3 separate regions of the Homo sapiens genome follow, and regions 2 and 3 are each linked to region 1. The links are chromatin contacts, found by Hi-C in ENCODE. All regions are on one chromosome and are shown on one strand. The core of a region is the stretch at or near the end of the contact, and the rest is flanking DNA. Distances in the headings are between cores, read along the strand shown. Region 1 has its middle 40 kb from the start of LINC01804. Region 2 overlaps CYRIA (CYFIP related Rac1 interactor A). Region 3 overlaps NBAS (NBAS subunit of NRZ tethering complex).

What was found. Hi-C counts contacts between places; a loop is a spot of excess contacts on that map. Pooled maps may share reads with other maps.
Region 2: a loop to region 1 is called in a map of IMR-90, with 3 times the contacts of the local background. The contact joins two enhancer-like sites. A Hi-C loop is called at or near these places in 1 of 168 maps with a recorded cell type or tissue (IMR-90), 3 of 37 single-sample maps with no recorded cell type and 3 of 50 pooled maps.
Region 3: a map with no recorded cell type shows a loop between it and region 1 (4-fold over the local background). The contact joins two enhancer-like sites. A Hi-C loop is called at or near these places in 4 of 37 single-sample maps with no recorded cell type and 4 of 50 pooled maps.

Annotation. Positions count from the first base shown.
Region 1 is chr2:15,728,411-15,732,543 of GRCh38, forward strand. No RefSeq gene overlaps it. Among named protein-coding and RNA genes, the nearest start is that of LINC01804, 40 kb to the left of the region's middle. RefSeq lists a silencer at 3,877-3,936. Within about 2 kb of position 2,266, at least 5 of the 41 ENCODE cell types and tissues checked have a DNase peak (open chromatin) inside an H3K27ac peak, as active enhancers do.
Region 2 is chr2:16,626,038-16,630,170 of GRCh38, forward strand. All of the region lies in intron 1 of CYRIA (CYFIP related Rac1 interactor A), which reads right to left. Among named protein-coding and RNA genes, the nearest start is that of CYRIA, 38 kb to the right of the region's middle. Within about 2 kb of position 2,379, at least 5 of the 41 ENCODE cell types and tissues checked have a DNase peak (open chromatin) inside an H3K27ac peak, as active enhancers do.
Region 3 is chr2:15,167,892-15,172,024 of GRCh38, forward strand. The region is part of intron 51 of NBAS (NBAS subunit of NRZ tethering complex); the gene reads right to left. Among named protein-coding and RNA genes, the nearest start is that of NBAS, 390 kb to the right of the region's middle. Within about 2 kb of position 1,905, at least 2 of the 41 ENCODE cell types and tissues checked have a DNase peak (open chromatin) inside an H3K27ac peak, as active enhancers do.

The sequences.
Region 1 (4,133 bases), core at 1,016-3,515:
GTGGGTGCGGAGGAGGAAATCCAGCCCCACCCTGGGAGACCTCCTGGGTTCATCCTGGTCTAGCATGAATGACTCTGTCTTGGATACACCAGGCTTCCTTCCCCTTTCTGCAGTAGAATTCATCGAATTCTGCCAGTGCATTAGAGATGTGGGCTTAAGAAAATCCAAATGACATCAATCAACTAGTGATGAACAAATATTTGCAGAGCCCTTCCTCAATGTCACACCCTCAGTTTGGAGCTATAGTTTAGAAGAATATGGGGATTAATGAAACCTGGCTGCTTCTGTTACATTCAAGAGGAGAAAACCAACAATAAACACACAGATGGTACGTCAGATGGGGAAAAGAAGGCAGGGGGAGAGGGGTAGGGAGGAAGACTCCCCACTCCTGGGGGATTCGCTGCGGAGACAAGATTTATGTTCAGGAAAAGTTAACATGCAGGAAAAGTAGTTACAATATAGCTCCTTAGTCTGAACCATGACTAGATAATCATATGGTGAGCCTTTAAATGTACCTGTGGGATACGGAAAGAAAGGACCTCCTTGTGTCCTAACCCATGGAGCAGGGGGGTGCAATAAAGTACTGTGGGTGACAGAGTTATTTGAAGGGGTGATGAACTTTGCGGGTGAGATGGCCTGAATTATCAAGTTCAATAGATAAGGAGGGTGAGGCCTAGAGGGGATGTTTCTCACCCAAGGTCACACCCAGAGCCAGTGTCCAAGTGGGACTAGGGCCCAGGTGGCGTCCTCGGGTTCTTCCAGGCCTGCCTCTTGCCTCCTAAACATTTTCATCTGTTTCTGGATATTGGTGGCTCCATGAACTTTGGGCGATCTCAGCGTTTGGTTTTCAGGTCTGTGACTGGAAGGCAGAAGGGATCTGCTGACTCCACCTGCAGATGGACTGAGTCCTTCTCGTGCCCATCACCTTACCGCTAAGGTGTAAAGGACTCAGGAAAGGGACACAGGAGCTGGGTCAGGGTAGCTGCAATCGATTGCTTGGACAAGAATGGACCAATGACACTCACAGCTGACATCATGGTGGTGACTTTTTATGAAAGTCAGGCCAGAGCAGACACAATGAAAGTTAAAGCATTGAGTGTGAAGTCTTGTCTTGGAGTCAAAAAAGCTGAACCAACTAGCTCAGATTGGCAGGGGGTGATGGGGATATATGGCAAGCACAAGGGTATGAGAGAAGGACCCTAGAAGGTTCTAACTAAAATTAACCTCAATTTTGTTTTATTTTTTTTAAGGAGAAATGTGGTTTCACTATGTTGGCCAGGCTGGTCTCAAACTCCTGACTCAGGTGATCCACCTGCCTCAGCCTCCCAAAATGCTGGGATTATAGGCGTGAGCCACCATGCCCAGCCAAATTAACCGAGATTTTATGGGCCAGCTGTGTATGGGGGCAGTCAGTTAGCTAATGTGACTTCAGGCTGGATTGCTAGAGATTCAGTGCCTAGAACAAGAAAGATGATGCTCTTATTCTATTTGTGCTGGTCTGCCCACTCCTGGAACATTGTTTTCAGTTGTTCAGAGGAAGAGTGGACAAATTAGCATATCACGAGAAGAAGGGGCCAAGGGGGGCAAAGAGACAACAAGTATTCCCTTTGAAAAACTTCGGAAGGAAGTGAGGGTCTCATCCTAGAGTGGAGGTGGGCATACCAGGAAGAGGAGATCTACTGTGAATATCCGTCAGGATGAGAGGTAACAGTTGTGTTTTGTACAGGCCAAGAGAAAGACAGCTTAGAGTTTGCCTCTCGTGGTAATGACCTTCATGTCTCTGGAAGCACTTGTATGAGGGCTTAATCATAAGAGATGCCAGAGAAGGGATCGCTTCACATAACGATAACAATAGTAATAGCTAACACTTGTTAGTTGTTACTATATGCTGTGTACACTTTACGCCAATTAACTCAATTTTCATAACGACCCTATTAGGTAAATACTATTATTATCCTCATTTGACAGAGGAACAGAGGGTTATTAACTTGCTCAGGGTCCCACAGGGCTTTGACACCAGGCAGTGTGGCTCCATAGGCTGAGCTCCTGTAGTGCATGAAGAGCATTTGTGCAAAAGACCTCTAAGATTTGTCCCATTCCTGAGACCCTGAGGTTTCAGGGAGTTCCCTGCTGGGACCATTCCCCAGTTATTTACTTCCTTGTAATAGGTCATGCTTAGCGTAAGGCCAAGGAGACAAGACACTGCTGACTCATTCTTTCCCAGCTGTGCAGGCTGGGCACAGAGCCAGGCTGCTTGTCCAGCCCTGGGGCAGATGCCGGCTGCTGCGGTTTGGCAGTGGGTCAGCAGCTGGGATGAAGCCACAGAGTCTGACCTGTGAGGAGGGTGGTGGGTCCACAGGAACCCAGGCTCTGCAGCCCTTCTGAGATGGGCGGATCTGGGCATAGGAAAGAAATGCAATCAGGAATGCAGCAAGGCAGAGTTGAAAAGTCCTGTGAAGACTGTGCTGAGCATCAGGGTCGGGTAAGCCTCCTCTGGGGGTTGCATAGGAGCTGCTCACAATCATCCCAGTATTATTCACATCATCTGTATTTAGTGGCACCTCCTTGGTGCCAAGGTGTGAGCCATGGCCCCGGGTAGCACAGCCTCCTGCTTCCCAGCTGCTGGAGGGATTGCCCTGATCCCATGCTTCTCCAAGGTGGTCTGGGGGAAGCAACCCAGCAGCAACTGTAGGAGCTGCCCAACTCTCCCACTGCCTCAAGGGCTGAAGGGATTAATTTCATGGCATACGTGTGTCCCCCTAGATAAGCTCTGCTGCAAAACACAAAAGTGGCCATGTTCTCTCCCAGCACTTGAGCTTGCCTTGAGACTGAAATCCAAGTGATGCCCCTCAGGCTATCACCTCTGGTGGATGCCCCTCCAGCCTGTCTTACCCATGTCCTTCTTGGGCCATCAGCCTTCTGTTACCTGCTGGGATTGTTCCCAGTCTGGGACACCATACCCCAGTTCCTCACCTGCCTGACTCCTGTGGGCCCTTGGAGTTAGCACAGGTTTCACCTCTTCCAAGAACCTTTCATCTTGTCAGAGCATTGGCCAGGCAGCCCCGGGATCCCTGGTTGACTCTTCTGGGTTCCCTGAGGACAGGGCTGTTCCTCATCTCTGGAGTGCCAGCCCCTGCAAAGCAGTTGGATAGAAACGCAATCGTTATTGGTGACAATTTCTCACAGTTCTACAGCTCCTTACGGTTTATAATGCATTTCACACTTATTCTTGCATTTGAGTTTTGCAGAATTTTATGTGTGTTCCTTTCTCTGTCGTCACTGAGTGCTCACTCTAGGCAGCCCTCTGCTAGGCGCAAGTGGCAGGATGGAGGAGCGTGCCAAGGACTAGGAGATTACATGGAGAAGCTAACATTAGCCTTAGTGCTTCTTTGCCATTTGGGGAAGCAGATTTTGGAAGCTGTCACTTCCAAGGTGGAGTTCTGGGAAGTGTTTGGGCTTCCCCTTAGCAGGTGCTCCCTAAATTCTAGGCACTCCCCTCCAGCACTAGAGCTTTGTATTCTGACCCCTGACCCTCACAGCCCTTTGCCTTTGATCAATGTATTTTCTCAGACTGGAACCTCCTTCCTCTGCTTTTCCCTGTTTATCAACCTAGTTTAGTTGCCCCTTGCTTCAGACAACCTTCCCTGTCTCTTTCCCTGCAGCCCCCGGAGTACTGTAAGGCCCTCCACCAACAGACACCTTTCACTTTATTGTCCTGAATCACAGGTTTAAGCTTAAGCTGGGTTCCCTCCATTAGATCTCTGGAGATCCAGAATTAGGGTCAGATTTATTTCTGTTTCCCTGCACAATATCTGTTACATAGCAGGTATTGTGTTGGAGAGGGAATGAATGGATGGATGAATGAATGAAGAAACTGAATTGAGTCCATCTCAGCTTCTCCAACAAGGACAGAAAAGAAACAGCTCAGGAGACGTAATCTTATAACATGGGGTTTCTCTGTAATTTGCATAAATAACCCACTCTACTAGGTTTCACGCCTCTTGGGAGACCTACCAGCTGCCTGCCTCTCACTTCCAGTTTCCAAAGAGGAAGGAAGGTTTCTACCAGCCCAGCTCAGCTGGTCCAGGGACTAAATTACCTTCCCATCACTGAGCCCCTTTCTCATTATGCCA
Region 2 (4,133 bases), core at 1,129-3,628, 900 kb after region 1:
TCCATTTACTTACTGAGGCTTACAGAAATTCCCCAACTCCAAATGCACATTGTAAAGAATGACAGTCACCTGGTAACTTGAACAACCACACACAGAGATGACCCTAATAATAACTTAATAACCGAATACCACTTCTACTAATGCTAATACTATTCATAGACCCCTGATGGGCACCAAGGGGTAGAGAATGCAGAGCCCGTAAGCCATCACATACTGGTTCCCCTACTCCAGCGGGCCCCCTGTACTGGCTACGCATCTAAGAAGCTCACAAAAAATACAGACCCAATCCAGAGCAGCGGTCAGGAAACTTGTACGGTTAAAAATCTTCTGAGAGGGTTTTAGTGCCACCAACTTGGCTCTGATCCATGGACTAGCATTCAGTTAACACGGACCCCCACTCAGCTCTCACCCTCACCCCACCTTCTCCCACCTTACAGATGCAACCACAAAGGCTCGCCAAGGGCAGGGGCTCACTCCAGGTCCCACAGCTAATGGCCTCCCAGGGATCTGCCCCACTACTCCAAACCAAACATAGAACAACAAAAAGTCAGCATATGTTTGAGAGGACTCCAAGCCTTCTGAAGCAATTGCTGATGGTTTACTGTGTGAGTCACCCCGGGGCCAAGTGTCCATTAGGGAGAACAGAGAGCAAGGGGGGAAAGAAACTGAAAACTCTCATCTCGCATCTCCACAGGCAGCACAACCTCACATATCACCAGCAACACCAGCATGCATTTGCTCCCATCCAAGCAGCCACAGGCGGCCCAGGCTACTTCCACAGTGCTATGCCCTGTGCCTGGCCTGGTGGGGCTTCACACCACACAACACAATCAGGAGTTTGCCCTTCTGTAGCACCTGGCAGCCAGTGAAATGCTTTTCCATATCTTTTCATCTTTGCTCATTTTGAGAGCGGTACAAAGCTGAGGGGTAATCACCCCAGTTTATAAATGGAGAAGCCGAAATCAGAGACAGGAGGTGCCTTATCCAGAGTCTCAAAACAGAACTAGGGCCCGAAATAGGCATCTCCTGTCTTCCAGTCTAGCGACCTTTCCCCATGTCCTGTCCCACCCCACCCCATTCAGGGGAGGGCTAGGGAAGAGCTTCAAACGGCTGCTGCCTTCCCCTTCTGAATGGCTCTGGAAATAGAAAAGCAAGGCACAACAACTGAAGGGAAGGCAATATCCACTACGGGAGGCCGAAAGGGCCCCAAAGACTGTGTCCCCACCCTCCGGGGTGGGCAATCAAGGGACCCAAAGCCCAGGGTGGGGCATGCTTGTGCCCACAGTTCACCAGCAGCAGAGCTTAGACTGAGTCCCTCAATGCCAGAAGCACAGAGCAACACTGAGAAACCAGAAGGGGCAGGTGTTTGGATAATAAAAATAGCTAACACTGATCAAGTACTTACTGTGTGTTGGGCTTTGTTTAGCACTGTACATGTAGTGACTCCCTGAAACCTCATGGCAACCAAACTAGGTAGGCATTATTATTGTCCCCTTTTACAGAAGAGGTAACTGAGGCACAAAATGATTAAGTCACTTGTCCATGGGATTTAGCTTTTGAGTGATAGAGTCAAGGTGTGAACTTAAGCAGTCTGGCTCAAATTCTGCAAAGCCAAATAGTGGAAAGAAAGAGAATAAAGCAAATACACTAGGAACAGATGACACCTTCCTTCAAAAGGAGAGAAGGAAGATAGGAGACTCTCCAGGCAGGAAAGACTGACAGCTGCTGTGCAGGCAGAATTAGGAATTTGGTACCTAGTGCCCTCTGGGTAGCAGCCGACCAATGTCAGGCAACACCAGTAAATGACATCCTGGTGTTGGTGTTTATACAGCATGGCTGGGCCAGGGAGGGGATGAAGGCAGGGCCTGAGATGGGTGGAGGGGATGATGCCTTGGAAAGCCAATTCCTATGTCCCAGAGAGATGGAGCAGCTGGGCGGGCAGGCAGGCGGTTCCCTTTCTGCATCCCCAGCACCAGCAGTGCACACATGCCCGGGACACCAGGCTTCGGGGATGCCACTGGGTTTCAGCCTCATGATGCCTGGGAAGCCAGGAAAGACAGGGGTCATCTCTCACCATTTCTACAATGAAGAGCTAAAGCCAAAAACAGTCACAGCCCTAGAATAATAACAACAACAACAGCCACCATTTGTTGGCAGGTTATGATTTGTCAGGAAATATTCTAGATGTGTATATAGATTATGTAAAAATGATACCAACTCTGAGAGGTCCATATGATTATTCTTAATTTGCAGTTGAGGAAAGCTAAGTAATTCTATAAAGGTCAAAGCTAGCAGGCTATGAGAAAGGATCTGAACCACCATTTATCGGACTGTGAGGCCCCTGATCTCACCTCAAAGCCGTGTGTGCTGTGAAATGGTTAAGTGACTTACCCACAACTGTGCAGCTGTGCTAACCCACAGCCAGCTTCTGGGCTGTCAGAGCACATGGGCACAGGCGTTTACTTCCACATACTCCCTACGCTACACATCCACACTAAGTGCTGCTAACCACTTTTATATACACAGTCATACAGTTGGGGTGATTTAATGGTTTATCATCCAAACGAGGATACCTCTGAGAGTGAAAGGGGGCCCTTTTAATAATATTGCTGGGACAACAGGCAGACACCAGGACTGTCCTAGGCATGTAAGAACATGCAGTCACCCGAATACAATCCACACTCCCACAGGCTGGTTATTTTTATGTCCAGTTGTGTTGGTAGAGGACCCTTCTGGGCAATGCCTTGCTTCCCAATCCACACAAATACTCTTTCCAAATAATCCACTCTCCCTGTGTTCACCTGCCTGTCTTCTGAATTCACGGAGCTTGTTGGCCTTATAGATAAACAGGCTGATGCCACTTGGTTATAAAGCAGTCATGTTATGGTTTGAGAAGGCAGGGTGTCACTAATTCAAACAGTGTATTTTAAAAGACTGGTGGGTTCCTTGTGCCCTGGAAGCCCCGGAACCCTAATACCCAGCTGTTCTGATAAGCAGCCTGTCCCTCAAGAGTGAGGACTCTGTGGCTGTCCCATTGAGGACAGCCTGAGACAAGCAGATGGGAAACCAGCACGGGAATACAGCTGCCACCACTACTGGACCTGCTGGAGAAACCGCAGTCTACTGGGAGGACACAGACCTGGGGTCCTCAGGGGACAGGCGCATCTCTAAGACAAGGCCTGGCCTTTTTCTGCTGCCAGCAGGCACCCATCATGCGTGGGAGTGAGCAGCTCTAACCTGGTGAGAGATCCTCCCTTTTCCCCTGACTGGGCCTAGTGGGGAAGGAGGTGGTGTTTAAAGCTCGTTTTTGTTTTACTCTTTCCCTAAGAATCTGCCTTCTTAGGAATCTCTGACAAGAGGAAGGAAGAATCTGCTGTTCTTTTGAAGCCAGGAAATCACTCTTAACAAACTCTCCCATCAATACAGGTAAAGTGCAGAGCTAATGAGAAAGCAGAGGGCATTTGTCTGTTCTCTGAAGAGACCGTTTCTGGCGTATGTTTAATCATGGAGCATCATAGGACCTCGAGGCCAGGGATTTTCAGAGGCCCCAGAGAAGCCTGCCAGCTCCTAGCAGCCCTAGAAACTGGCAGGGCTCTTGGAGGCACTGACGTGCAGGGCTCTGGGCCCTCATCCTGTGATAAAAGGAATAGAGATATTTTTTACCTGTTTTGTGTAGGGGCTTCTGCAAGTGATGATTTTTTGGTAAATAGACCTTTTTGCAAATTAGGCCATGTGCACAGGTTGTGGGAATTAGGGAATGCACTTATCTTCTTACGGGTTACCATTCAACACACAACAGCTGTGATTATGACTATATGTTATAATGTTATTCTGGGGGATGCTTAAGACCTAGAAAAGGAAAGGATTTGTCTGATGCCACCCAGCATGCAGCCTTCCCATGGTGGGAAGCCGAGCATGGAAGAAGCCCAGAGACCAGATAGTGACTAACTGGGAGTGGCCGTGGCTCAGGCAGTCCTAGACAGTCAGAGGCCAACACGCCGGTGATGATGGTGATGGGGCAGAAGATACCAACCCTTATTCACTGAGCATTGACTGTGTGCCAGGCATGGTCTAGACATCACCTGGATGTTCTACCAGCCCTCGCCCCACTCTTGCTGGAAATGGCAGTGCTC
Region 3 (4,133 bases), core at 655-3,154, 560 kb before region 1:
AGAGAAGAGTATGTCCCTCAAGCCCACTGATACGAGTAAGATAACCAACAGTGGGGTTTTAAACTATTTTTGCTTCAGCCTCTAGGAAGCTCAGTACCAACCTTGCCTTTTAAAAAACGGTTTCATAGGTTCTTTCAGTTTGCGTATTCTCTTTCTCCCTGGTCTTGTCTTCTAAATATATGTATTATTTTCAATATTTTTTTAAAGAATCAAGTCCACACTGATCATATTATCAAAATTCGGAGCTTCTCACTTACATTGGGGTATCATAAAACAGATTCCTGACAGGCTTTTCTTAACGTTACTGTGCCTTTTTAATAATTTGGATTGTAGGACTCTCAGAAATAATGTCAAAGCCAATTAACTAACGTTTAGACCAACTATATTATGCAACTGTACACAATGTGCTCTTCCTGCATGTTCTGTGACAAGGAAGAAAGGCTATTGAAGATGCGAAGGTCAACTGTGTCTACTTGTCTACTGACTGTGAGAATTAAAGCAAGAGAAGTACTGAGAATAAAATCCTGCCCACTATCGGATAGCGTGAATCTTTCCTACTACCCACAGGGGTCATTCAAAACCCAATGTAAACATCACCTCCAATGCCATCTTCTTGCTGACATTTTCTTTAACTCTCTTGGCCAATACTTGGGAGTATGACCAAGGATTCCTCCTTCCTCCATACTCCCAAGATGCCTGAGATCTGCCTCTTCATGCTGTATGATAAGTAATTTTATTTTATTTATTTCTTTTTTGAGATGGAGTTTTACTCTTGTTGCCCAGGCTAGAGTGCAGTGGTGCAATCTCGGCTCACTGCAACCTCCTCCTCTTGGGTTCAAGCGGTTCTCCTGCCTCATCCTCCCAAGTAACTGGGATTACAGGTGCATGGCACCACGCCTGGCTAATTTTTTGTATTTATTAGAGATGGTGTTTCACCATGTTGGTCAGGCTGGTCTCGAACTCCTGACCTCAGGTGATCCACTCACTTTGGCCTCCCAAAGGGCTGGGATTACAGGCGTGGCCACCGTGCCCGGCCTGTATGATAGTAATTTGTATGTCTGTCTCCCTTACCGACTGGGAAATTCTTGAAGGCACAGAAGTTTTATCACTTTTACATTTCAGCTCCCCATTTCATTAACATTTGTTAAATGGCTGAGTGAACCTACATTATGAAACTTTGTCACATTTTTGTAAACTGCACAAGTACACGATAAAGACCCTACCTCTCAGAGAGACTGAATAGAACTAGACTCCAGAACAGAAGACCCTCTCTGCAAACCCTCAGTGTCTTTTCTCCGGCCTCCCAATTCATGAACACTTGTACAGCCCACCTTTGACCCCACCTTTGACCCAAAACACTTAGGTTGAACTCCAGGAATTTACCTTTGTTTTTGTTTTTAGGAGCTAGATGACAGAAAAAGCCACCGGTTCAATGGACTTGCTTTTGTGCTGGAAGGGGCACGGAGCTTTGACTTCTCCTCGCTGGGGCTGCCTGTGAGTTCTGAATGCCTTCTTTCCATCCCACTTCTCTCCCTGTCTCTTCATGCCTAGCAAACAAGAGTCTCAACCCCACAGAGCTCCTGCCCTCAGCAGCACGGTGTCTACGTGCCAGAACCCTGAGAGGCCCTTGAAGTCTTCAGACATCCCTTCAAGACAGTTCTCACCTCCTCTGACAGAGGCAGGTTCAGTGAGGTCAAGTGTGATACAGTTGCTCCATGGTGGAGTGGCCTAGAAGCCCGTGTCTCGGCCTAGTTTACTTGTTTATTGTTTGTTTCCCTCCAGAACACAAGTTCCTATGGAGCAGAGATCTTGTCTCTTCTGTTCACCCCTGTATCCCCATGTCCAGAATGGGTGGTCACATGCTAGGAGCTGAGCAAGATTTGTGGAATGAATACCCAAGTGAATGAATCACTCCAAAGCTCACATTCTTTCAGTCTGTGTGGCTGCCTCCAGCCACGTGCATGCACATGCTAATGCGTGCACACACACAGGGCATCTGAGTTACTGTATGTGTTATCTTGGTTCATCCTTCAAAACAAAGAATCCCCCTGCCTAACCCTGCAGGACAGAACAGTGTGTGCCAGGATGCTACAGGCACATGTTTGATAAGATGCACAGATAAAAGGCTCAGAATCTGAACACTGCAGGGCAATACTTTCTTTGTTGCCCTGAATACGTCTTCTAGGCTGGGACACCTTTATTATTCTTTCAGTTTACTCACTAACCCTCCCCTCTGGGAGCCCGACAGTCTCCTAGAGAGGTAGTGATGGATTCTTCCAGCCTGAGGAAGAGACAGGGGTTCTGTTAACGCCTGCGGCCGCTGCTGCTCTCATTCCCTTCATAGTTTGTGTTTCTATCCAGTGCAACCAAATCCTTCCCGTGTTTCTGGCTGGATATACCCAGCTTTTCAGAAGCTGCTCTCATTCTGGCAGGGAGGGCAAGGGGTGGGGAAGGGCAGGGTAGGCTGTCTTTTCTCCAAAAGCCTGCTGCTTGCCTTCTTGGCTGAGAATGCCTAAGGCTAAAGACACGGAAATGAAATGCATGCTTCCTTCCCCTTGGCCCCGGCCCACTCAGAGGTTCCCTAAAGAACGATAAAGGTCTGCGTTTGCTGACCTGCATTGAGCTTGGGCAGTGAGCAGGGAAAGGTTGGGAGGAATTTTGGGTTTGGCTTCAGATAAAATCAAGTGCTGGAAACGCAGGGTGGGTGACTTTATCTTATTTCCTTTCTCTGACATTCTACCTGGGCCTGGCTCTTTGCAAGAAATACAGAATGGCCAGAGTATACTTTAAGATTGTCAGCTGCACGGAAAATACTGCATAGATAATTTTTCTGTGTGTATTTGGGAACAAAATAGAAAATGAAAGAAGAAAGAAAGAGATGGCCTTTGTAATGACCCATTCCAACAAGTACATTTTAAAGAGTCGTCTGAGGTTCAGAGAAGGAACAGGTCATAGACAGCCAAGATGTTCCTTTCTACATATCAGGGCACCAAGGCCAGACAGAATCCTTCCCATCAGCACAGCCGAGTGCTGGGTGTCCTGTCCCAAAGCACTCTCCAACACTGTGACATCAGCACACTGCTGAGTTGCTGGATTAATTTGTTAAGCCTCAAGTTGTCTTTGTTTTTTCTTGTTTTTGACTAAAATTTGTACTAAACATACTAAAACTTTAGTACTATCTGCCACAGAAGCTTGGTACTCTCTGACCATGCATTATTCATTCTAACCTACTTTTTCTTTTTAAGATAAAAATAAAAAAGTGGAAATAGTTGGAAAAAAACATGCCACCTTCTTGCTGACATTTTGTTTAACTCTCTTGGCCAAGCTGATTCCTCCTTCCTCCATACTCCCAAGGCACCTGAGGTCTGGCTCTTCAGGCTGTGTGACGGTAATTTGTATGTCATCCATGTTTGGGTCACCACAAGAGAATTATTTCACCCTCCTTTCCTCTCCAGTAACTGTCCATGTGCATAGATTTTTTTCCCACAATTAATCGTATGATATTTGTATTCTATTTTTCTCATTATATGCTAAGAATTTTTAAATTGTTTTTTACATAGTTTTCAGTCTTAAAAATTTTAATGGCTGCAAAATAGTTGTTATAAGTTATTTGACTTCTATAAATATTTCAGCCATTTTAAGTTGTCTGATATTACTGAAACACTACCATGAATGTTTTTTTGCACATACTTTCTTCTTCATCGAAATTATCGGCATAGGACAAGTTACCAGGGGAGGTATCACTGCAGTGTTACGGGCTGAACTGTGTCCCGCACAAATTCGTATGTCGAAGCCCTTACCCTCAGTACCTCACAATGTGACTTTATTTACAGACAGGGACTTTAAAGAGGCAATGAAGGTAAAATGAGGTCATCAGGATGGACTCCGATATAACCGGTGTCCTTACAAGAAGAGAAGACAGGACACGCACACAAAGCAAGGGTCAGCCATGTGAGGACAGTGAGAAGGCGGCCGTCGACACGCCAAGGAGAGAGGCCTGGGAAGAAACCAACCTTACACCTTGACATCAGACTTCTGGTCTCCAAAACTGTAGGAAAATAAATTTCTCTTGTTTAAGTCACTTAGTCTGTGGTACTTTGTTAGGGTAATATGAGCAAATTAATACATCAGGC